Regions from separate parts of the Homo sapiens genome. Here region 2 is linked to region 1. Evidence: chromatin contacts called from ENCODE Hi-C or POLR2A ChIA-PET data. All regions are on one chromosome and are shown on one strand. Each heading gives the region's core, a stretch centred on a gene start or an enhancer-like site at or near the end of the contact. The rest is flanking DNA. Distances are from core to core; before and after follow the strand shown.

Region 1 (5,507 bases), core at 395-2,894:
CTATCTTGGGTACAAGAGACAGAAACCCAGCGTAAACTGGCAGCAGCTGGAAAGGGAGTGTATGGCTCCCTGAACTGAGTTGTTGGAACTTGCTCTTCTCTTCTTTTGCACCATTCTCTGTGGATAGGCTTCTGCTGTATAGCCTATTCCTACTCCTCTTAGCTTACAGACATAGGTGGGAAATGAGGCAACTCTTCAAACACATTCCTAGTCTCCCTTCCTGTGGAAACACAGTGGGTGCATCCAGTGGTGAGTCACACAGGCTAAGACTGTAGTCACTGAGCAGAAATGACAAAGAAATCAATCTCTGATCAGGAATCCCAGCACTCTGAACCCTAAAAGAAGTCTCTGCCTATTAGAAGATGGGTGATGGCAAGTGTCAGAAAATGCAGCTCAAAGTACATGGAAGAATGATGATTTTTTGCTGTAAACATAACTGAAACATTCCATGATAGAGTGGCCTTAAAATGTATCAGAGTTCTGTCTCTTTCTCTGCAGTTCTCTTGGCTCTGCCCTCCATGTGTATCTGCCTTGTCTCAGGCTGGCTTCCTCCGAGGAGTTAAGGCAGCCAACATCATCAGCCAGGGCAACACACTGCCTCATTCTCATCTGGGGACAGGGCAAGCAAATCTTCCTGCAGAAAGGAAAGTCTGAAGGGTGGCTCTGCCTGGACCACCACAGCCAGGGCAATGCCCAAACTCCTGAGGCCAAGAGGGCAAGAGGCGTGGTGTGGGGCTGATGGGCTTTAAAATCAGAAGCCAACTGGAAGATTGCAGCTTGCTTCACAGTGGGAAAGGGGTGGATGGACGCTGAGAACACGAGCACATGCCTACCATGGGGTCATAAATCTCATTTACAGATGGGGAAATGGGCTGAAGACCTCCCAAGGTTCAACATCCAGATGACGGCAGATCCAAGACCAGATAGTGGCAGTCTTGGCTACAGTCCAGTCAGTTGCTTTTGAATCAGTCATGGAATAGAAGGTCTCGGTGGTTAACAAACACCCCTCACTAGGGAGGTTCAAGCCAGGGCTGATGACGTCATAGCTATAAAAGGAATGACCACCCTGATCTCCAAGGGAGGAGGAATTGATGCTCTGTAAGAACAGCAGGGAGATTAGCTCACTAATCCCAGGATGGAGCCCCACAGCAAGGCAGGGAAAGGCTTATCCTGTTCAGTTTCTTGGATTTGTAATTTCCTGAGGGAAGCTCTGGCTTCCCCTCTGCCCTCTCCTCTTCCCTGCCCTATTCCCAGGCTGAGATGGACCGGCCGGGGCTGGTAATTGTGTTAGCTCAGTTTCCTCCCTGGCCCTGCCATCTCCATAATCTGATTTCAGAGGGACGAGGGATGGCAGGGTCCAGGCTCAGGAAGAGTTCTGCTCCCTCGTGTCCATCGAGCCTGCTAATTTGATAGAGCCACTTGCTGAGCTTCCACAGAGCCCCCATTAGGAACCAATTTCATCTGGTTACCAAGCCCTGGGCCTGGAGAGCTCTCCTGGTCTCAGCCCAAAAGGAAATTCAGCTTCCAATTCAATTTCTGCATAAGGACGTTAAGGCTTCATTATCATAACAGCAACCAGTGATTAAGCACCTACTATGTGTCAGACAGTGCTGGGTGCTGTGGCTCTGATGACTCATTAGGTATGATGTCACCCTTGGAAGCCCAGAGGTGCTGCCAGCGAGGCCTGGGACTGTCAACACTTGGCTACCTCCCTTTTGTCATGCAATTCTCCCTCTATTGGAATGGACTTGCCCTTGTGCAGGAGGACTTTCACCAGTTCTTGTGTGATCCTCAAGAGCAGCCTTGTTTCCAGGGGAAGATTACTGCCCTGTGTGAAGTATGAAGTGTGAGTGTGAAGTAGGATCTGACCCAAATCTCCTCTCCCACCCAAGGATTCCTGGTGTCTAACAGGGGCCAATAGCCACTCCAACCACTGGAGCTCACCTCCACCATCCCGCCCCATTGCCATGAAAACTGGCCTCTGTAGACCCCATTCTAAAGCCCAGCCTGCCAGGCATCCTGGAGGGCATGCACCAGGGCAGGAAGGAAGCTCTGCCCCCATTGGCTCTAGGACCTTGGACGAGTTACCTAAACTCTGAGCTGGAGCTTCCTCATCGGAAAATGGGGATTGTATAATCTACCCTATAGAACATGGAGCTCCCATGACCTGATGACACAGATTCAAACAGGTAACAAACAAAGGAGTAAATGTGTAAAGTGCCCCATAGTGACACATGCTCTGCCCCAGTAGCTGTGAGGGAGGCTGCTGGACCCACAGTTAAGGTCAGGAAAGTGATGAGTGACTCCCACGCCCTACTCACCCAGATAGACAGCCTACACCCTCTCTTAGGCGGCTGGCCAGCCTACTGCCAGAATCAGTCTGGGTACCCACAGCTACAGCCTGCATGACCCTCTGCCGTGGGAAGCCCCTTCTCTCAGGCTGTTTTTTGTAGCCCCTGGCTCCTGCTGCCAGCATTCTTGTGAGCACAGGAGCTGGCCAGGCTTGGGGACTGGTTTGGAAACAAGGTACTATCTCCCCCTCTGAGAGCACGCCAGGCCATTCTTTCCTGGGCTCGCTGCCCCACCTCATTCAAATCTGCCCAAATGTCACCTTTCCCAGCAGGGCTTCCCTGACCACCTGATCTAGGTTAGCCAGCCCCACACACAGCCCCCACTCCACTTTCCCCTCCCAACTGCTTTGTCTGTGGAGCACGTACCACTGCGTGGTATGTTCGCTCATTCATTTGTCTATCTGTGTCATAAGAATGTGAGCTCCGGGGGCAGGGCCTTGGATCTCTTGTTCACTGCTCTGTCCCTGTGCCTAGAGCAGTCCCAGGCACACAGTGGGCACTCGGTATATAATGAATAAATGAATAAATGAAAAGATTATTTGTTAATGTTTTATAGATAATTTTAATTTTGATTTTCTCTCCAGGGGTTATTTAAATGTGTTTCTTAATTTTTATACAATTAAAATTTGGGGAATCATTTTTGTGCCTGATTTTATTGAATTAGGGTCAGAGAATATGGCCCACTTAAATCTCTATTTTTGAGGCCAGGTGTGGTGGCTCTCACCTGTAACCCCAGGACTTTGGGAGGTTAAGGTGGGAGTATTACTTGAGCCCAGGAATTTGAGACCAGCCCAGGCAACATGGCAAGACCCCATCTCTTAAAAAAAGAAAGAAAGAAAGAAAGAAAGAAAATTAAAAATTAAAAAAACTTCTATTTTAAAGTTTTTACAAAAGTTTTATTTGTACCTAAGTATATGATTGATCACTTTAAAGCATTTTATATTGAAAACATTCAAATATGCACAAAAGTAGAGAGAATTCTCTAGAAATTGAGCTCTAAGAAAAAAAAAACTGGAGAGAATATTAGATGAAGTTTAATGTCCTTATCACCTAGCTTCCATGATTGTCAACTCATGGTCAACCTTTTTTCATTAATACCCTTTCTATTATTTTGAAACAAATATCCAACAGGATTGATTTTGTTAAAAATGCCTCATGATCAGACGGGAAAAATGCATTCTATTGAATAGATAAAGAATGATATATGTGTATGTGTTCAATTGAGTCTTTTAATTGTATTATTTAACCTGTTATAATTTTTTTTAAAAGATAAGGTCTCACTCTGTCACCCAGGCTGGAGTGCGGTGGCATGATCATAGCTCACTGTAGCTTCAAACTCCTGGGCTCAAGTGATCCTCCCACCTCAGCCTCCTGAGAAGCTGGGAATACAGGTGCATACCACCACTCCCAGGTAATTCAAATTTATTTTTGAAAAGACTGGATCTCACCATGTAGCTCAGGGTGGTCTCAAACTCCTGGCCTCAAGTGATGCTCCTCAAGTGGGGATCCTATAATCTACCCTATAGAACATGGAGCTCCCATGCACTCATGGCACAGATTCAAACAGGCAACAAATAAAGAAAGGAGTAAATGTGTAAAGTGCCCCACAGTGACACATGCTCTGTCCCAGTAGCTGTGAGGGAGGCTGCTGGACCCCCAGCTAAGGTCAGGAAAGTGATGAATGACTCCCATGCCCTACTCACCCAGACAGACAGCCCACACCCTCTCCCACTTCGGGGCCTGCCAAAGTGCTGGGATTATAAGTGTGAGCCACTGCACCCGGCCTAATTCTTTTTGATGACTAGTTCATGCTAATTACGGAAGAGGTATACTAAAACATCTCACTTTAATTTTTACAAACTTCTCCTTGCATTTCTAATAGTTTTTGCCATCTATAATCAGCAGCTATTTGTTTGGTGCACACAGGTTTATAGCTATCCACAGGCTGGTATTTATTGAGCATTTAGGTTAAAAATGGGTCTAGAGAGAGACCCATTCTGCTCTCAGGCCTGCTGATGAAAAGTTCCTCATCCTATTTGCATCTAGAATGAGAACATCTCAGCCCAAATGGTGATGGTCTCAGAAAATTACCAGACCTTGAAAATGAGAGTGGAGAATGAAAATGCTATTTCAGCCCTAACTGAAAAGAATGAAATGCCAAAACCCTCCATCCGGATTCCATGGACTGACAACAATTAAACTATGTCAGAGGAAGCTAACGTCACCAGGAAAGGTTCCCCACAGCTTTCAGGATCCAGAGCTCCCTCAAAAGGCATGGTTCTTGAGGCTTTGTAGCCCATGGGCCAGGAGAGAGGGCTAGAGACTCACGGGTCCTGGAGGCTTCCAGACCCACGGGGCTGTTACCCTCCTTTCAAATTTAAATTCTCAACTTCAGTATTAGGTAAATTTCTTATTTCAGGGTTAAGGGATAAGGCAATGCTTTTTTTGGAAGGGCTGGTCTTTTTTTCTTTTTTTGGTAACAATGTTAAAAATTTTTTTTGCATTGTGAAAACTAAAAATGGAGTTATATTACATGGACATTGCATAATGAAAAAAATTGAGTCATAACTTATATACAAAATGCACTAATCTTCAGTGATGCATTCCAGCGAAAATGTCAATGAATTTTTACATATTCGTACACCCGTGTAACCATACCATACCCCAAATCAAGATGTGGGGGCACTCCTACCACCCCACTCTCTGTACCCTTTCCTGTCCTAACCACCATGCCCTTCACCCCCAGCCTGCCAGGAAACCACTCTTCTGACTCCTATCATCACAAATTTCTTTTGGCTACTCTTTAACTTTTCAATATGGATGTAATCTGCTGGGGGACTTGGCTCTGACTTTCCCTGGTCTCTACACCAGTTGACCCCAGGCAGACCAGTTGTGCAGACAGCTGGCTTGATGAAGACACAACCCAGTGAGACCAGGGCCTGTCCCCACCCCTCCTGCTCTCGGTCAGGTGGTTGCTGACCACCAGGCCCTCCGGAGAAGAGCAAGTGTGATGGGGCAGGACAAACTTACCTCTGTCAGGAAGGCTCAGTCATGTGGAACTGGAGTCCAACGCCCTGGGATTTCGTCCTTCTTCTCTAGCTGTGTAACCTCCCCAGTTTATTTGTCTGTAAAATGGATGTTGTAATGATACCTTCT
Region 2 (5,769 bases), core at 69-2,568, 42 kb before region 1:
TTGGCCACAAACTTCATATCACTTTATTTAGTTTTTGCCTTTCTAAAGTTGAATAGTAATTTTTAGTTTTTTTCACAGTAGTGTATTAAATATGAACGTTGGTTGTGAAGTCATACATCATAAAAGGAAATAAAAAATATGAAACATAGGAATTTTGGGTAACCAATTTTTCTACTATGTTTCTATAGCTTGCCTATTTATATAGGAGTATCTGCTGTTGAGCCTTTCTGTTATCTAGGCCAGAAGCATTTTGCTCCAGGTCAGCTTCAGACCCCAAACACCAGATTTCCTGGGTGAGAATGAGCAGGTACTATTTGAAATTAGATCATCAAGATAAAAGAAAAGACAGAGAGAAAAACCTGTGCCTCCAATTTCACTACTTGAGGTGAAGTTCAGTTTTCTGGTTAATTGAAATAATTACTGTGTTTCTTAAGTTTTAATACGATGAAGTACTTTGGGTTTGTTTCCTTTGGTAGTGAAACAGTGCCACTGGCACTGTTTGGTCTTTGTTTTCTTGCTTATATTTCCTTGTATCCCACAGCAAATATTTGTAAGATGGCCCGCCTAGACCTGCAGTGTCCTGGTGGTCCTCTTAAGCACTAACCATCAGCAGCGCCCCACTCAGTGGCCCCAACCAGCCTGAGTCCAGGAGGGGATGATCCTTTCAGCATAGCTTTAGAAGACAGGAATCTTTCTAGCTGCTCTTATGATAGTAAATGTATCTCTGTACTCAGCTCACTTGAAATAATCTTTATTTCCACAAAGCTTAAAAAAAAGACAAAAGAGCTCTTAATGGCTACCTTATATTTTAAAATAGCCAGAACTCTGTCTGCTCTCCTGGAATACTCTTCTCCCAGATATCCACATAACTTGCTGCCTCATTTCCTTCAGGGCTCTATTCAAAATACCATTTTATCAAAGAGGCCTTCTGTGACCACCCTCTGTAAAACGGAAACTAACACCCCAACCCCCAGCACTCCCTATATGCGCTAACCTGCTGTTTAATTTTCCTCTGTAATATTTGTCACCACTGGACACATTATATATATATATGTTATTTTTTGTTTAACTTTTTTTTGCTCTACCCACATTATATATGTCTGTAATATTTTCCTCTTCCCATTAATGGAATGTAAGCTTCATGGGACAGGAACAGGGTCTCTTTTGATCAACTCTGCCTTCCCTTCCCTGGAACAATGCCTAACACATATTAGACATTCAATAAATATTTGTTTAATGAATAAAGGAATGACCTCACTTTTATTTCTGTCCTTATAGTCAGCAGTATCCCAGGCAGCCAACTTTTAATGCTAGAAGGCATCCAGCAGACAACCGTGAAATGCCATAATGAATTCTGCAGGACAGTTTTGTGATTCCAGAGTGTGTGAACACTTAAATGCCCTTACTAGATGGCAGCGAGGCAAGACGCCCTCCCTAAAAATCATCCCTAGCTGTTCTCTTATGGTGGGTGGAAGAAGAGTTCCAAGAGGAAGAGAGATCAGGAGTTGCCTTTATCCCTAAGAGGAAGCCTGTACATTCTATGCATTTTCTGCATATTTTAGGAGCTGTCATATTAAACCCAACAGGCCTTAACTCTGGGAGAGTTTTCTTCCTTCTAAGGCAGTCTTCTGAGTCAGCATTCTGTCTGAGAATCCTGTTTTCCCTTCTCATGGCTTTGCCCTGATGAATAGCCGAACAAATAGGAAAGCACTGATGCTTCACGATGAAATAGTAAAACCCCTGATAAGACCACTGGGCTCACTCTTCTTAAATATTACTTTTTGTTTGTTTAGTTTGCAGTGGTATGGGGGGCAGGGTAGCAGGAATTCCACATGAAGTTGATAGCCTCTTTTAAACGTGTAACGTAACAGGAAATGGTGGTGCCCGCCTGTAGTCCCAGCTGCTGGGGAGGCTGAGGCATGAAAATTGCTTGAATCCTGGAGGTGGAGGTTGCAGTGAGCCGAGATTGCACCACTGCACTCCAGCCTGGGCGGCAGAAACTCTGTCTCAAAAAAAAAAGTGTACATTAAATATATATGTACATTTACATTGTTGTGTAACCATCACCACTATCCATCTCTAGAACTTCTTCTTCATCTCAAACTGAAACTCTCTGCCCACTAAACATCAACTCCCCATTTCCCCTGCCACTAGGCCCTGGCAACCACCATTCTACTTCGTGTCTGAATTTTCATGACTACTCTAGTAGGATCATATAGTATTTGTCTTTTTGTGACTGGCTTATTTCAGTTAGCATGATGTGATGTCCTCAGAGTTGATCCATGTTGTAGCATGTGTCAGAATTTCCTTCCTTGTTAAGGCTGAATGATGTTGATGGACACATAGGGGATTGATTCCACCTCTTGGCCATTATAAACAGTGCTGTTATGAACATAGGTTGCAAGTATCTCTGATCTTGTTTTCAGTGCTTTTGGATATATACCCAGAATTGGAATTGCTGGATCATATGATAATTCTATCTTTAATTTTTGGGGGAACTATTTTCTGGGTCTTTGTTTTGTTTTTCATAGTAACCATTCTGATGGGTATGAGGTGGTATCTCATTGTTTTGATTTGCATTTCCCTAATGATCAGTGATGTTGAACATCTTTTTGTGTGCTTAGTGGCCATTTGTATATGGCCATGTTCTACTTCTTTGGAGAAATGTCTGTTCAAGTCCTTGGCCCATTTTTAAAATCATGTTGTTTTTTCTTTGTTGTTGTTGTAGTTTAGGAAACTTTTAAATTAAAGTTTAACAAGACTGGCCTTATGAGTTTCCTTGTCTTGAGCATGTTTGTGGAGTGACTTATCAAATCACTTGGGCTGGCAGCTTAGGGACTTTTCAGGTCTAATCCAGCCTCCAACATTCCTTCACAGTGTAATCATAGAATCTTAGAATTAAATGAGCCTTACAGAGCCACCAGTCCAGTTCTCTCATTTTGCAGATAAAGAAACTGAGCCCACTGCTTTTTCCACTGTGCCCTGATTACCTAATCCCTATAGATAGCATTTTCTTCATCTTTAAACCCACCTGTCTTTGCCTTTTTTCTCATGTTCCTACAAGTGTTTTGAAGGCTAGGAAATTGATTTTAAATGATTGCACAGTATTTAGTAATTTATGTTAGGCAGGAGGTTGTGTGTATGTTGGACTTACACTTTTTGGGGATGTTCGATGTCATTTTCAAGTATGACATTTTCTTTAGAAAACTCTAGACCTGGCTAGGCGTGTAGCCTATTCCTATAATCCCAACACATTGGGAGGCTGAGGCAGGAGGATCCCTTGAGCCCAGAAGTTTGAGACCAGCCTGGGCAATGGAAGTGAGACCCCTGTCACTATAAAAAATTAGCTGGGTGTGGTGGTGCCTGCCTGTAGTCCCAGCTACTTGGGAGGCTAAGGCAGGGCAATCATTTGAGCCCAGGAGGTCGAGGCTGCAGTGAGCAATGATTGTGCCACTGCACTCCAGCCTGGGTGACAGAGCAAGACCCTGTCAAATAAATAAATAAATAAATAAATAAATAAATAAATAAGCTACATGTCGTGGTGCATGCCTGTGTTCCATCTCCTGGGGAGGCTGAAGCAGGAGGATCACTGGAGCCCAGGAGGTCGAGACTGCAGTGAGCCATAATCGTGCCACTGCACTCTAGCATGGGCAACACAGCAAGACGCTGTCACATACACACACACAAAAGGAAAACAGTAGGCCTTTCTTTTTCAGGGAAATGAGCAGATGGGGGCAAAAGACAGGACGAAGTAATGCTGACCTCACCTTAAAGTAAAACACGTTAATCACTGGAAATAAATGAACTCTCAAAATTACTCTCTCGTTGCTATTAGACAATGTTAGACAATACTTTTATGAGTTCACATTAGAGTAGATCTGGCACAGTGTCCTTTTTGAGATCAAGCAGTTTGGAGCTGCCACATAAGAGACCACTGCTTATGCCCAGGCACTAATTCATGGCTATGTTGGTGATGGCTTCCTGCTCAAAGATATCAGCTGGCAGTAAGGAAGTTCAGGATACTTGGCCTTACGTGAAAGATCTCTGGGAAGCTCCTAGTTTTTACGTTCTGCATTAAAATTTTTTTTTAATTGTGGTAAAATATACATAACATGAGATTTACCATTTTAACCATTTAAAAATACACAGTTCAGTGGCATTAAGTACAATCACATTGCTGTGCAGCCATCACCACTATCTACCTTCAGAACTTCTTCATCATCCCAGACTGAAACTCCCCAACAAACGCTAACTCTTCATTCTCCCTCCTCTTAGCTCCTGGCAACCACTTGCTGTTTCTGTGAATTTTATTACTCTAAGTGCCTCATATAAATGGAGTCATACAATATCTGTCTTTTTGTTTCTGCCTTATTTCATTTAGTATAACGTCACGGTTTATCCATGTTGTAGCATGTGTCAGAATTTCATTCCTTTTAAAGGCTGAATAATATTCCATTGTATGTATTACCACATTTTGTTTATCCATTCATCTATCAGTAGACCCTTGGGTTGTTTCCACCTTTTGGCTATTGTGAATAATGCTGCTATGAAAATGGGTATACAGATATCTCTTAGAGTCCGTGCTTTCAATTCTTGGATATATACCTAGGATTGTAATTGCTGCATCATGTGGTAGTTCTATGTTTAACTTGTTGAAGAATTGCCATATTGTTTTCCACAGCAGTTGCACCGTTCGTTAGTCATTCCCACCAGCAATGCACAAGGGTTCTCACTTTCTCCACATCCTTGCCAATACTTGTCAATTTTTTTTTTTTTTGGTAATAGTCATCCTAATGGGTGTGAAATAGTATTTCATTGTGGTTTTGATTTGCATTTTTCTAATTATTAGTGATGTTGAGCATCTTTTCCTATACTTACTAGCCATTTGTATATTTCTTTGGAGAACTGTCTAATTTGCCCCTTTTTTGAATTTTTTGAATTAGGTCATTTTTTGTTGTCGTTGCTGAGTTTTAGCTAACATGCCTTTTGATTTGCAGGTATTTTTAAGAGGGTGTTTGCTGTGTGGTGCCTTATAAATATATGCCCATTTATCTTGTTTATTTAAAGGAAATCTCTGTACAGATAGATATATTAAAAATCAGTATGTTTAGGCCAGTTGTGGTGACTCACACCTGTAATCCCAGCACTTTGGGAGGCCAAGGCCAGCGGATCACCTGAGGTCAGGAGTTTGAGACCAGCCTGGCCAACATGGTGAAACCCCATCTTTACTGAAAAATACAAAAAATTAGCTGGGCGTGGTGGCGTGTGCCTGTAGTCCCAGCTACTCTGGAGGTTGAGGCAGGAGAATCACTTGAGCCCAGGAGTCGGAGGTTGCAGTGAGCCGAGATTGCACCACTGTATTCCAGCCTGGACAACAGAGCAAGACTCCATCTCAAAAAAAATTAATATGTTTATTGTTACATATTGTATTTATTCTATATTATAATATATAATGTTATCTATATATTTTTTGTTCCAACAGTATATCCTTTCGGGCTCTGATGACTTCAACCTGTACATGTGGAGAATTCCTGCAGATCCAGAAGCAGGCAAGTATATCCTTCACATGAATGTACTGCTATTGCTGGCTCTGTTGACCTTTGGCATGCTGTGCCCTGAGGGGACAGATCTTTAGCAGTAGAGGACAACATTTCTAACATAAGCTGTGACCAAAGGAAATTTAAAAATAAAAATTATAAACCAGATTAAACTATATCCCTCAGACATAGTCTTATCTGACATAAATGATGCTTAGATTTTTTTTTCCTC

The links. A loop is a pair of places that touch in the nucleus more often than their neighbours do. ChIA-PET counts read pairs that join two places held with the same protein, here RNA polymerase II (POLR2A). Pooled maps may share reads with other maps.
Region 2: a map of endothelial cell of umbilical vein shows a loop between it and region 1 (7-fold over the local background). The contact joins two enhancer-like sites. A Hi-C loop is called at or near these places in 9 of 168 maps with a recorded cell type or tissue (aorta, ascending aorta, astrocyte of the cerebellum and 5 more) and 6 of 50 pooled maps. POLR2A ChIA-PET finds 5 or more read pairs at or near these places in 2 of 52 experiments (AG04450 and endothelial cell of umbilical vein).

The regions. Positions count from the first base shown.
Region 1 is chr14:69,034,172-69,039,678 of GRCh38, reverse strand. No RefSeq gene overlaps it. Among named protein-coding and RNA genes, the nearest start is that of ACTN1-DT, 57 kb to the right of the region's middle. RefSeq lists enhancers at 888-1,585, 1,586-2,282. Within about 2 kb of position 1,644, at least 7 of the 41 ENCODE cell types and tissues checked have a DNase peak (open chromatin) inside an H3K27ac peak, as active enhancers do; they include ascending aorta and endothelial cell of umbilical vein, where a contact is called at or near this core.
Region 2 is chr14:69,075,125-69,080,893 of GRCh38, reverse strand. It overlaps DCAF5 (DDB1 and CUL4 associated factor 5), which reads left to right. Exons shown (of 9, transcript NM_003861.3): 7 at 5,483-5,549. Among named protein-coding and RNA genes, the nearest start is that of DCAF5, 75 kb to the left of the region's middle. Within about 2 kb of position 1,318, at least 8 of the 41 ENCODE cell types and tissues checked have a DNase peak (open chromatin) inside an H3K27ac peak, as active enhancers do; they include ascending aorta and endothelial cell of umbilical vein, where a contact is called at or near this core.